Linked DNA regions of Mus musculus: region 1 is linked to region 2. Evidence: chromatin contacts called from ENCODE POLR2A ChIA-PET data. All regions are on one chromosome and are shown on one strand. The core of a region is the stretch at or near the end of the contact, and the rest is flanking DNA. Distances in the headings are between cores, read along the strand shown.

Evidence for each region. ChIA-PET counts read pairs that join two places held with the same protein, here RNA polymerase II (POLR2A).
Region 1: POLR2A ChIA-PET joins it to region 2 with 19 read pairs in Patski. The contact joins the promoter of Loxl1 here to the enhancer-like site in region 2. POLR2A ChIA-PET finds 5 or more read pairs at or near these places in 3 of 5 experiments (Patski and embryonic stem cell).

What each region holds. Positions count from the first base shown.
Region 1 is chr9:58,311,768-58,318,254 of GRCm38, forward strand. It overlaps Loxl1 (lysyl oxidase-like 1), which reads right to left and starts at 1,445. Exons shown (of 7, transcript NM_010729.3): 1 at 1-1,445. The coding sequence starts at 1,119.
Region 2 is chr9:58,273,127-58,279,272 of GRCm38, forward strand. No RefSeq gene overlaps it. Among named protein-coding and RNA genes, the nearest start is that of Stoml1, 23 kb to the left of the region's middle. Within about 2 kb of position 2,490, at least 1 of the 3 ENCODE cell types and tissues checked has a DNase peak (open chromatin) inside an H3K27ac peak, as active enhancers do.

The sequences.
Region 1 (6,487 bases), core at 195-2,694, 38 kb after region 2:
GGGCGCATCAGAGCTTCGCACGGGCAAGTAAGGTGGCTCCAGCACGCGGAATGGGGGCTGTGGCTCCACCGCACGCGGAGGGACGTAGGCCTCCGGTGGCACATTGGCTGCATAGGGCGGGTACCAGCCGAGGCGAGGATCGCCAGCGCCACCGTAGGTGCCACCGGCCCCCGCGGGGGCCTGCGACACGTCGGTGCTGGGATCAGGGTAGGCCTGCTCGAATCCCGGGGTGCCTTCATTGTACAGGCTGTGCGAGTAACGACGGTCAAGGCCGTCGGAAGGTTGGGGCTGAGGCTGCGGCTGGGGCTGGGGCTGGGGTTGGGGCTGGGGCACATAGGGCCTCTCTGGGGCTGGGTAAAAGCCCTGGGCCGGGTACTCGGGCTGCTCCTCGCCTCCTCCACCTCCGTAGTCCTCGTAACGCGCCCGGGGCTGGAAGGGATAGATGACCCCAGCCGAGGCTACAGCCGCTGCCCCCGCGCCCATGCCGCCGCCCGCACCACGGTAGTACACGTAGCCCTGTTCGTAGGTCCGTGACGCGGGATCGTAGTTCTCATACTGGTTTACGAAGGGCGCCTGCGGATAGGGGAACTGCTGCGGGTAGGAGGATGGCTGGCGATAGGTGGTGGCGAAGGCCGAGGCCGAAACCGAGGAGGAGGCGGAGCCCCCGTGCCGTTGCTGGGAGACGGAGGTGCGGGCCCGAGCCATGCCGGTACTGTCCCCGACGGCCACCTCTCTCCAGTTGTCGGGCACCTGGCCGAAGCCGAACGGGTGCCGCGTTTGGCCGCGCACAGTGTCCGAACCCACGCGTCCGGGCAGGGGCAGGGACGGCGCCTGCCGACGCCGGGGTCCCCCCTGACTGCGCCGCTGCGACGTTTGGGGCGCGCCTGCCAGTAGAACCCTGGAGCTAGTCTCCCCTCGTTGGGGCCCCGCGGGCACGTACTCAGAGCCCGAGTTGAGCAAGCTGTACACCTGCCCGTTGTTCTCCCACTGGATCAGCTGCCGCCAGCGTCCTGGGTCCGAGCCCTGTCCTGGCTGCGCTTGCTGCCCGTGCACCAGGACGCACAGGCAGGCACTCCACACCAGGGTCCTCAGCTGGCTGCCGGCTCCGGCCAGAGCCATAGTGGCCCTTCTGCAGAGGCCGGGTGGGCAGAGAGTGGGCCTCGGTGCGTGCTTCTCTTCCCACGGCCTCGAGGACAGGATGGCTCTTCGCCTGCCCAAGCTCTAGCTTTGTCCATCCTGGCCTTGTCCCGAGCGGGACGGCTCCTCCGATGACAGCATTTCGAGGCCAAGGGGTCAGGGCAGGGCAGGGGCGGTGCCCAGGGCTGCACGAGGCTTTCCGTAGGGCACGGGACGGGCAGGACCTCCTGGGGCCCTTACATGGCCAGCCCCACACTGGCTGGCTGCTCGCTAGGCTGGCGCTTTCCCACTCTGAATGAATAAGCAACAGGCTGAAAGTGTCTGGAGGTTTCAGAAACCTGGTCCGCCTGCTGGGGCCTCCTCCGCGGGGCCCTACGGCCCGCCGGGTTTTAGCTATGTGGCCTGTCCCACAGATCAGTGCTCCCTTAGTCCTGTAGCTTCCAGCCAAGCCACAGACCTGCCTGGGAGGAAGGGAATGAGGTAGGGCGGAGGAGGGGGCCCCTGGGGACTCAGGCCTGGTAAGTGGGGTTTCTGGCAAACATAGCAGGATTAAGATGTGGGCACTACCCTGCTGGTTCCACTCAGTCCTGGACACAGGTTTTTTTTTTTTTTAATTCCACTTTCTTCGTTGACTTCACCTCTTCCTAGGGTTCTTGGGGTGCCTTCTCCCTTCTCCAAAGCTAGTGCTAAGAGACATCCTGGTTGGTGAGACTCCCTGGGGAGATGCCCACCTCTGGCTGGGGCCACCCTGTAATTCTGCATCCTGAAGACATTGGGCGTTTGGTCCTGAGTACAAAGACACTGAACCTTCAGCTCTTCTACCAGGTCTCAGTCTACAGGCTTGGGAACTAGGATAGGTATGTCTCTCTGCTGAAGGGGACTTGGGAGCTCAGGGCAGATGCTGACATCACGTACCCCCCACCCCCTCCAGTGGCTTCTGCCCTGTGCTTCCTGAGTTGATAGCCAGAAATAATCGGAGTCTAAACATGAATAAGAAGAACCCAGCCGGTGGCAGCCTTGGATATGAGATATGCCATTGTGAGGCAAGGGGAACCTTTAACATAAAGCAGAGAGAGGGAGGCCTTGGGAGAGCCGTGGCCTGGGAATCGCATGCTCCTTCCCAACTCTGAGTTAGTGGACACATTGATCACTGGGGGATTATTCCACAGAACTCCATCTGTTCTGGCCGATTCTCTGTTCCCTCCGGGGATGTCAGGGCTAAGAAGAAAGGTAAATTTTAACTTTTACTTGGTACCTAAGAGGTTACCCTCTAAATGCTGTTCTCCAGGCTTCCCCTAGGCTGTCTTCTGTTTGGCCTTGGGAGCTGGAGGGCAAAGATTACCCCCTGAGACTTATAAACAAGACAGGAAGGATCTGTCCTCAATGCTGGATGACTCTGTTTTGTAAACTCCTGGGCCCCGTTTAAGGAGGAAACAGCCAGAATGATGCTCTTTGGGAACCAGGACCCCTCTGCCCTCCATCCTTACCAGGAAGCATCTATCAACCCACCAAACTGTGGGTTTCAGGACTGATACTTCACATATGTGTCTTGGGACACTGGATATCTTCCCCCCCCCCCCCCCCGAGACAGGGTTTCTCTGTAGCCCTGGCTGTCCTGGAACTCACTTTGTAGACCAGGCTGGCCTTGAACTCAGAAATCCACCTGCCTCTGCCTCCCAAGTGCTAGGATTAAAGGCATGCGCCACCACACCTGGCTGACACTAGATATCTTAATCTAGCCAGAAAATTGGGGGCTTGCAATAGCACTCTTGCCCGTGATATCGTAGATCCAGTGTAATGTCTGGATTCCTACAATAGTGACTGATTAGGCTGAAGACTAGCAAGTCTTGGTTCAATTGAAGCCTGGGACCTGGAGGGTTAAGCCTTCCCTCCCTCCTGCTCCCCCCCCCCCCCAGTGTTGGCCTCAGCTGCTTAGAATCCCTGGGGTCCCGTAGGTCTTTCCAGCTAGCCAGATGGGCAGCAGAGGAGAAGTGGAAACAGGCCTTAGGGTACCTTGGGCTTGGAGGGGAAGGAAGGAAGAATTGAGGGAGGATATGGGATGGGTTTGAGGTGGGAAGGGGGTTAACAGGAGCCCCTCTGGCTGGCAGGATGGGGTAGGGGGACAGGGATCAAGCACCACTGCTGCCTCAGGGTCTTGGGGTGGGGAGATCAGGGCACAGGCCATGGTTTTCAGCGCTCTGCTGGGAGCCAGCACTTGGCATGAAACCCTAGCTGGAGTTGGCCCTGCTTCTTTTTTCTTTTTTCTTAATAAGGTCGAATCAGAGTGAGTCAGAAGAGCCAAGTTTCCTGTTAGACTGTGTTTGAATAAACTGCTCTGAACAGAGCTTGGGCCTCTACACAGACTCCTTGGGCCAGGACCAGGGGCCTGCCAGACAGCACGGCTGGGGTCCCCTGGATGACTTGAGCCAGGGGCTTGGCCTAACTGGCCACTGTTAGAGGCTGTGAGCTCTCTTGTAACCTTGAGGTTTTTGCCTCTGACCTGGGGAAGGGGGGCAGATAAAACCTTTCTTGTGGCAGTGAGTGGAAGAAGTGAGGGATTATGAAAACTATCTAGCACAGCAGCGCCAGACATATGGCCATTGTTTTCTTCCTTTTGCGTCGTGGGAGAAGGGGGGGTTCATCTCTGGAGGGTAGCCCGCACCCCATTGTCTCTGTCCCTTTCTTGTTTTTAATCTGTCCTCATCTTTCCTTGCTCAGGGAAGGTTACTGTCCATCTTTCTTAAGGACAGAGTCTCTCCCTGGCATGGCACATGTCAGTTAGGCTAAGCTGGCTAACCATGGAGCCTTGGGGATCCACTCATTTTATTTTGGGCAGGGCAGGTCCCATCCTCTCTCTTTCTTGTCCTTCCCAGAGTCCAGGGGGCCAGTTTCCTACTTCTCCACATGCAAGGGAAGGACCTCGCCTCAGAAGCCACCAGTGTCTCAGCATTCCTAGGTTGAAACCTACAGCATGGGGATCTGAAGGAGACCCAGGCAGGTAGGGTGCAGGGCACAGGTCAGGTGAGGACTTGGGCCTGTCAGTCTTGTCTGAGACAGGGCCTTCTTAAGTATGGAGTCAGCTTCTTGGACAGGCCAGACCCTACTGCAGTTCCCATGCATGATTTTAAGACATAGGCATGTGACTGAGTGACTGAGGCATACTGCCAGTTCCTGGCACTAGGAACTAGTCTCAAGGGACCCAAGGAGGACTGATGGAAGGCTAAAAGAGGTTTGTCTTCTGTGTGCTCAGCTACATGCCCATGCTCCCATGGAATACCATTACCCTGTGACTCTGAGACGGAACTCCAGGACTTGGGGCTGAGGAGATGGTTCGGTGGTGTGATCATGAGGTGCTTTGTAATCGTGAAGACTCGAGATCAGCCCCCAGAACCCGTGTGAAAAGAGTTGGGCATGACAGTGCTTGCTTGTAGTCCTAGTGATAGGGAGGAGGGGATGAGCGGGTCCCTGGGGCTTCCTAGCCTAACTGGTAAGTTCCAGGCTAGGAAGAGACCCTGTCCCTAAAAAGAAAAAAAAAACAGTGGACAACATGTGTGATCATTGAATACTTGCACACATGTATAAGCACAGTGCACACATGTGCCTCCCCACCAATGTGTGCACATGCACATGTATAGACCCACAAAAGAAACTCCAGGTCTTGGAAAGTCCATGGGGGAAACAAGAAAGCACAGAGAGCCTTGCTCAGCAGAGAAAACAGAGAGGGAAAGAAGCTGTGTGATGGATGGCCCACTGCTTTGCAGAAGAGGGGACCAGGGAGCAAACTCTGCATCAGAATGCTCTTTGGTTGGAGGAATGAGGGTAAGCCACCTGATCTATCACTCACACCTGCCTGGCTGGGTCTCTTGTCCTCCCTGTCACTGATGGTTCATGTTAGACAGTTCGGAAAAGACCGCTGATGGAGTTTGCACTGAACTGGGACTCTAAGGTGGTGGCTGGGGACTCTGTTGCCCCAGCTGCTGCCTCTGGAAAGTGGTCTGGAGGAAGTGCTGAGTGAGGAGGCCAGGCGAGCTGGCTGGCGCAGGAACAGCTGACTCTGCAGGGAGAGGACCACCAAGTGACCACTGCCAGCTGGGCCCTGCGCCCACCCATCCCCCGCAGCCACATCTGGCGCAATGGTGGGGGTAGTGGGGGGAACTTTGGTTGGTCCCCAGAGCCAAGGCAGTCATGGAGGGGGCCCAGGGAGGGGGCTGAGGTCCTTTGGTTTGGAAATGTCTCTTTTTAGGGCTGGAACTTTGGAGCAGAAGAGGGGGAGGTGAGGGCAGAGCCTTTTCAAGGGGCTGATGGAGTCAGGGAGACCCACCCTACTCTAGGAACCAAGAAGATTCTGTGACTCTGGCCACTTCCCCCTCAGTTTTCCACCCTAGTTCTCTTTGCCACGCCCCGAAGGTTCTTGGAACAGTATAGAGCTAGCATTAAGGCCAGACTCCATGGTTGTCTCTGGAGGCTTCTGCCCTGGTAGACTGGGGTAGAATGGTAATATTCCTCACCTCTGCTCCCATCCAAAATTGCAAGAAGGAGTCTGGCAAGGAGGGGGTTCACTTCCAGGAAGCCTGTATTGGTCGCGGAACTTTGTGTGATTGCTGGTGTCTGCTGGGTGGGAGAGCCTCATCTGTCAAAATTCTAGGGATGGACATGAGCCAGCAAGTGGGGAACGGAGGCAAGGGAGCTCCCTGTCCAAAGAAGCTGGCAAAATCAAGCAAGATGCCAAGCCTGAGGCAGAGCTGCCCAGGAAGCAGGAAACTAAGGCTAAGGTTCTCTCTCTCTCTCTCTCTCTCTCTCTCTCTCTCCTTCCCTCCCTCCCTCCCTCTACCTCTTCCCCTCCCCCTCCCTCCTTCCTTTCCTCCCTCCCTCCCTTCCCCTTTTTTATCTTGTCTCTGTGTCTTTAACTTCCCCTGGGATCTCTCTGGGTTTCTCCACCTTTAAGCCTTCATCTCCAGATTCATCCATTCACTTGCTAGTGGTCTCTCCTCCGTCTCTCTCTCTGTGTCTTGAGGTCTCTGTCTGTTTCTTCCTCCCCTCCCCTCACTGCCTCCGTGTGTCCATGTTTCTCCCATGTTTCCTTCCCTAGTCTACTTGTTCAGTGTGTTCCCTGGGTGGCTGCCCAGTACCAGGCCTTTGTGCTGGCCATAGGAGTTACAGAAACAGGGCGCACCCACCAAGTCCCCACCAGGTCTATGGGTGACACAAGTAACAGTCCTGGATGGAGGTGAGGCTGGCATTGCACTGGCTCTCTTGTGTCTAGTAGAGACAGCAGGTGAGCAGGTAACACTGGGTGTCTTCTTTAAACTCAGGTCATCAAGTTTAGCAGCAGACACCTTACTCACTGAAT
Region 2 (6,146 bases), core at 1,240-3,739:
GTTGTGCAAAGAGCTGATACAGGAAGCTGGAGAAAGCGCTCAGCAGTTGGGACTGCACACACAACCCTTTCGTACGGCAAGAAGCATCTGCCTATATATGGCCTCTGTTCCCAGATGCTGGGACAGAGCTCTTCAAAGCCAGGGGTGTCTTTGCTTATTTATAAGAAAGAAGCCCTTTTCACACTGGAGTTTAACTTAATAAAGTGGCTATTTAAAGGAGCAGGATGCTCACCAGGAAGAAGTGGGGTTTGTTTTTTTTGTTTTGTTTTGTTTTGTTTTCAAAACAGGGTTTCTCTGTATTGCCTGGCTGTCCTGGACCTCACTCTGTAGACCAGGCTGGCCTCACTCAGAAATCCGATTGCCTCTGCCTCCCAAGTGCTGGGATTAGAGGTGTGCGCCACCACACCCGGCTTGGAAGAAGTGTTTTAAATTAGGACTTTCCCTGTGACGTCTAGGGAAGGGAGAGGGACAGGGATGAGTTCACTTGCCAGTGACAAATGTTTTATGGGGCCATGCAAACAGTATAGAACTCTCTCTCTAAAAACAAACCAACAAAGAAAACCTCTAAATAATGAGGTCTGGAGAACTTCCAGGCCAGTAGATTCATGGTGATGTTGGGAGGGGTTGTGCCTTGAACAGGTGTGCTAGTTAGTTTTATGTCAACTTGATAGAAGCTAGAGTCATCTGAGAGGAGACAACCTTAGTGAGCAATCCCTTCTATAAGATCAGGCTTTAGGCAAGCCTGTAGGGCATTTCTTAATTGATGATTGATGTGGGAGGGCCCAGCCCATTGTGGACAGGGCCACCCCTAGGCTGCTGGTCGTGGATGCTCTGAGTCTGAGCAAGTCACTAAGCAGCACTCCTCCATGGCCTCCTACGCTGCTAGAGTTCCTGCCCTCGCCTTTTTCAGTAACAAACAGTGATGTGGATGTGGAAGTGTAAGAGTAAGCAGAGTAAACCCTTTCCTTCCCATGCTGCTTTTGGTCAAGATGATTATCACAGCCATAGAAACAAACCCCCAGGACAATTGAGGGAGGAGGCAAGGAAGCCCTCCCTCTGTGTGTGCCTCCCATTTGGCTGTTCAAAGTCACATCTTTTACACAAACCAGTAAGCTGTAAAGAACATGTTTTGTTTTCTGTGAACTAGCAAATCATCAAGTCTGAGAAGCCGGATTGTCTTAGGTTAAGGAGAAATGCCGGAACTGATATTTGACCCTGGTTGGTGGGGCCAAGCCCTTAAGACCTTGAAGCTGAGCCGGGTGGTGGTGGCGCACGCCTTTAATCCCAGCACTTGGGAGGCAGAGACAGGTGATTTCTGAGTTCGAGGCCAGCCTGGTCTACAGAGGGAGTTCCCGGACAGCCAGGGCTACACAGAGAAATCTTGTCTCAAAAAACAAAAACAAAACAAAAGGCCTTGAAGCTGAAAGCCTTCTCCAGGTAGTTATCATTAGAATGGAACTGAGCTTCAGGGTGAGCTGTCCAAGAATCAGAAGATCGCTTGTTGGAAGTGAGAGTGTTCATTTGGCCTGTGCAGTCATTTCTAATGCCTAGCCCGGAGCTGCAAAGACACCTTCACAGCTCCCTCAGGCTGCCCCTTTAAGGTGACCACAGTCTCTCTCCTACTCCTAGTCCCTGAGAACAACTCACCCTCGTCAGTGAATCAGTTCTTTCACCCCACTGGTATATAAATAGATTCCTGTCCATAGTGTTCTTTGATACAATTTCACTCAGCATTTTCTCAGGAGGCCCACCCACCAAAGCTGAGTTCATTCTTCATTGTTGAGTAGCAAGCAGTCTTGGATGTGAACGAACCAGTGTGCTTACCTACTTACATTTGGGAAAATATCCAAGTATTTTATTTATTGGGGGCTATTACAAATAAAGCTGCTGTGAACATTGTGTCCAGGTCCTACTGGGGAAATAAATGTCATTTTCTCTGGGATAAATGTGAGACACTGGAACTGCTGGGCCTTCTGGTAAATCCGTTTTTAGTTTTAAAAAGAACCGGTTGTTTTGAAACTTGAGTCAAATGGAAGTATGACTAGAAAGAGGAGAGGGGGCGTGACTAAGGACTGTCACGCACTGGAACAGTGCAGTGCATGGGGGGATGGGGGGGGTGGTGGCAGCCAGCCACTCCAGAGGAAGCAAGTGTGACTCAAGCTGCTGAGAAGTGAAAAAAATCCTCAAGACACTGTTAGCTAGGGACATTGCCTCAGAGGGTATCAGGAGTCAGGCAGAGGACATGCGTGTGGGTGGAAAACCCTTTGATTATTTGCATATGTGAAAAGTCATTCTGAGTCTGTTGAGAGCCACAGGAGAGCTGTCAGTTACATCGTAACAGGAAGGTTACTTTGTAGCAGGAAGAGGCAGGATTTACTAAAGCGGTCAGAGTTGAGGTCAGAGGCAAGTTAGAAACGGAATTCCAGTGGCAAGCTCTTCCTGAGAAAGACAAGACCAGCTGTTCTCCTGGGCAGAAAATGTGGGGGTGAAGCAAGACTGTGCCCTTCCTGGCTATGCAGGAGAAAGGCTGGGAGACAGGGAGCACCACTTGGCAGGAGCACACATACCCTGCAGCTCCTGCCTGCTTGTGCATCGGAAGCACACTGGTTCCCTAGAATAGCTGCCAAAACTGTGTGTTACCTGGCCCCAGGGCTGCTGCAGACGAGGCAGGAACCAAGACTCTGCTCTCCAGGCAAAGAAGAAAATTTTGACACCTTTGCCCTGTAGGTGAGACAGGAACTCTGTCTCAGGCACAGAAACACTGTTGGGAATCCCACCTTCTAAGACCAAAAACATAGGCTCTTAGGAAGCTGGGCCGGAAGAAGCCAGCAGCACCCAGAAGCACCCTACTGGCTCCAAACACAGTGACCCACATCCACACCCAGCTTCTACAAGGCTTGCACAAGTGAGTAACTGTAACCACACTTACCACTAGTGGGAGAGCAAGAGGAGAATGTGGCACAAATTAACCTCAGACTTGGGGCAGAAGGGTTGGAAGTTTGAAGTCAGTTTGGGTTGTTTTGAAAGATAAAGTTGCCGGGTGTGGTGGCACACGCCTTTAATCCCAGCACTCGGGAGGCAGAGGCAGGCGGATTTCTGAGTTCGAGGCCAGCCTGGTCTACAAAGTGAATTCCAGGACAGCCAGGACTATACAGAGAAACCCTGTCTCAAAAAAACAAAAACAAAAACAAAACAAAACAAAAAGAAGAAAGAAAGCTAAAGTTATATAAACAAGAGCCAAAGGGAAAGCAGTCCAAAGGCAGTGAGAAGTAGACTTTGGAGTGACCTGGAGGGCAGAAGTTCAAGGGGTGAGCTCGTCAAAGGAGACAACAGTTCCCAAGGTATGTGCACGGGAGAACAGTGTCTCAGGAAACAGACAGTTAAAACCATGGAGCTGAGAGACAGAAGGGAGAGTCCCCTCTCCGCACAGTAAAAAGCAAGTGCGCAAAATTGGAGTGGTTATGGGTCATTGGGTAACTTGAAGAGCACTAACCAATTTAATCTGATGATAATTTATCCGTGAGACTTTCCACCCAACAACAGCAAAACCCACATTCTTTCCAAGTGAATTGTAGTCTTCACTCAGACCACATTCTGAGCCATAAATCAAACCTTGGTGAATTAAAAATAATTGGAATCATTTGAAATATATTCTATCATGATAACTAAGCTATAAATCAGTCACAGAAAAATATCTGGGAAGCTCCCAAGGATTTGGAAATCAAACAACAGGCCTCTAAAATAACTTATGGTTCTAAGAAGAAATTAGGAGAGAATATTAGAAATATTTTAATTAAGTGAGAATAATAATACAATTTGTCAAAATGTGCAGAGCACAATTTAAAGCCATGTTTAAGAAAAATATTTTCAAAATAGAGAACATGGGATGCTGGAGAGATGACCTTGGTGTGGTTCTCAGCATCCACATGGCAGCTCCCAACCATCTTTGATTATAGTTCTAGAGAATCTGATACCCTCTTCCAGCCTTCTCTGGCACTGCACACACACAGTGCATAGACATTACATTCAGGCAAGAAATCCATACACTTAAATATATAAAGAAAAGGAAATATCTGTGATTTTGTTTAAATAAGTATTTCTTTGATAGGACAACACAAAAACAAAATCCCACAGTATATAGCAGAAAAAAATAATCTGATACAATGCTTCTCACTAAAATTAAAACCATTGCTCTTTAAGAATTATAGTCAGGGGCTGGAAAGATGGCTCAGTGGTTAAGAGCACTGACTGCTCTTCTGGAGGTCCTGAGTTCAAAAATCTCAGCAACCTGTCTGGCATGGTGGCGCACGCCTTTAACCAACCACCACCACCACCACCACCAACAACAACAACAAAAAAAACAAAAACAACAACAACAAAATCCCAGCAACCATCTATAATGAGATCTGATGCCTTCTTCTGGTGTGTCTGAAGACAGCTACAGTGTACTTATGTATAATAAATAAATACTTTTAAAAAAAAAAAAAGAATTATAGTCAGGAAGTGGTAGCACACTCCTTTAGTTCCAGTACTCAGGAGATAGAAGCAAGTGGATCTCTGAGAGTTTGAGGCCAACCTGGTCTTCAGTTCAATTTTTGGGACAGTCAGAGCTACACACACACACACACACACACACACACACACACACTCATTCACAAAGAGTAAAATACAAAAAAAAAAAAAAAGCAAGTCACAGACTGACAGACTGGGATACTCACACAATGCATAACAAATAAGCACAATAATGTACTAATAAGTCAATTAAAATAGGAACTTTTGAACAGAGACTTCATTGGAGAAGAGTGTGGATGTCCCATAAGAACATAAATAGGCCAGGCGTGGTGGCACACACCTTTAATCCCAGCACTTGGGAGGCAGAGGCAGGCGGATTTCTGAGTTCGAGGCCAGACTGGTCTGTAGAGTGAGTTCCAGGACAGCCAGGGCTACACAGAGAAACCCTGTCTCAAAAAACAAAACAAAACAAAACAAAACAAAACAAAACAAAAAAGAACATAAACAGAAACCTAATAATTTTAGTCAGTAGGGGAGTAAACAGTGAGATACTGCTCCCTAGCTACCTGAACAGCTTTACAAAGATGAACCTGTGTGCTGGAAAGTGGTGGGACAATAGTCTCTGGGGAAAGTTCAGTAGTTCTTTTTTTTTTTTTTTTTCTTTGAGACAGGGTTTCTCTGTGTAGCCTTGGCTGTCCTGGAACCTACTCTGTAGACCAGACTGGCCTCGAACTCAGAAATCCACCTGCCTCTGCCTCCCAAGTGCTGGGATTAAAGGCGTGCGCCACCACTGCCTGGCCAAGTTCAGTAGTTCTAAGACAGTGAAATCTACCCTCATCGTGTGCCTCAGTGACCTCATTCCTAACTTAACAAGAAAAAGTAGAAACAGGTATGTACAGCACAGAAGCTCATGTGAGAATACTGAGAGCACTTTTCCCCACAATGGCCCAAATCTAGGGAGAAAAAAAACAAAAACAAGCAAACATGAATCTACTGGTAAATGGATGAACAGTTGTGGTTAGTTTATGAAAATTGTGGTACATCTATGAATATGGAATATGAGGAAACAAGGGCAAGAAAGTCCTGGGGCTGAGACAACAGCTCAGCATGGGGAAAGTCGTGTGGTCCATCCCAGTATGGCAAGAAAACCATGTAACAAAATACTGATCACACAATGGACGTGAGTGAGTCTCATAAGCATTACACCCAGAAGGAATATGGTTTTGCTTTGTGATAATTACATAATACAACAAATATAGAAAATTGAATGGGTGCTAAGCCTGGTGGGGACAAAGTGACATGGTTCCTAGCCCTGGGACAGGGCCCTGGTGTGAGCCTCCACCAAGTGTCAATGGCTGCTGTGGGTGTAAAGCACTTGTCTGGAAGTCAAGAGTGTGGCTATATGGGGGCGGGGGGAAGGGCATGGGGGAACTTTTGGGATAGCATTTGAAATGTAAATGAAGAAAATACCTAATCAAAAAAAAAAAAAGTTTGGCTATGACTCAGCAAAATGGTAAACACTGGGACCTTCAAACAGCCCTTAAGGCTATGGGAAAGAGCTTTAAATACATTTTGAAAATGTATAATTTCTCAACTATGCAAAAATATAAAGATGCAATATGAATTATGAGGGG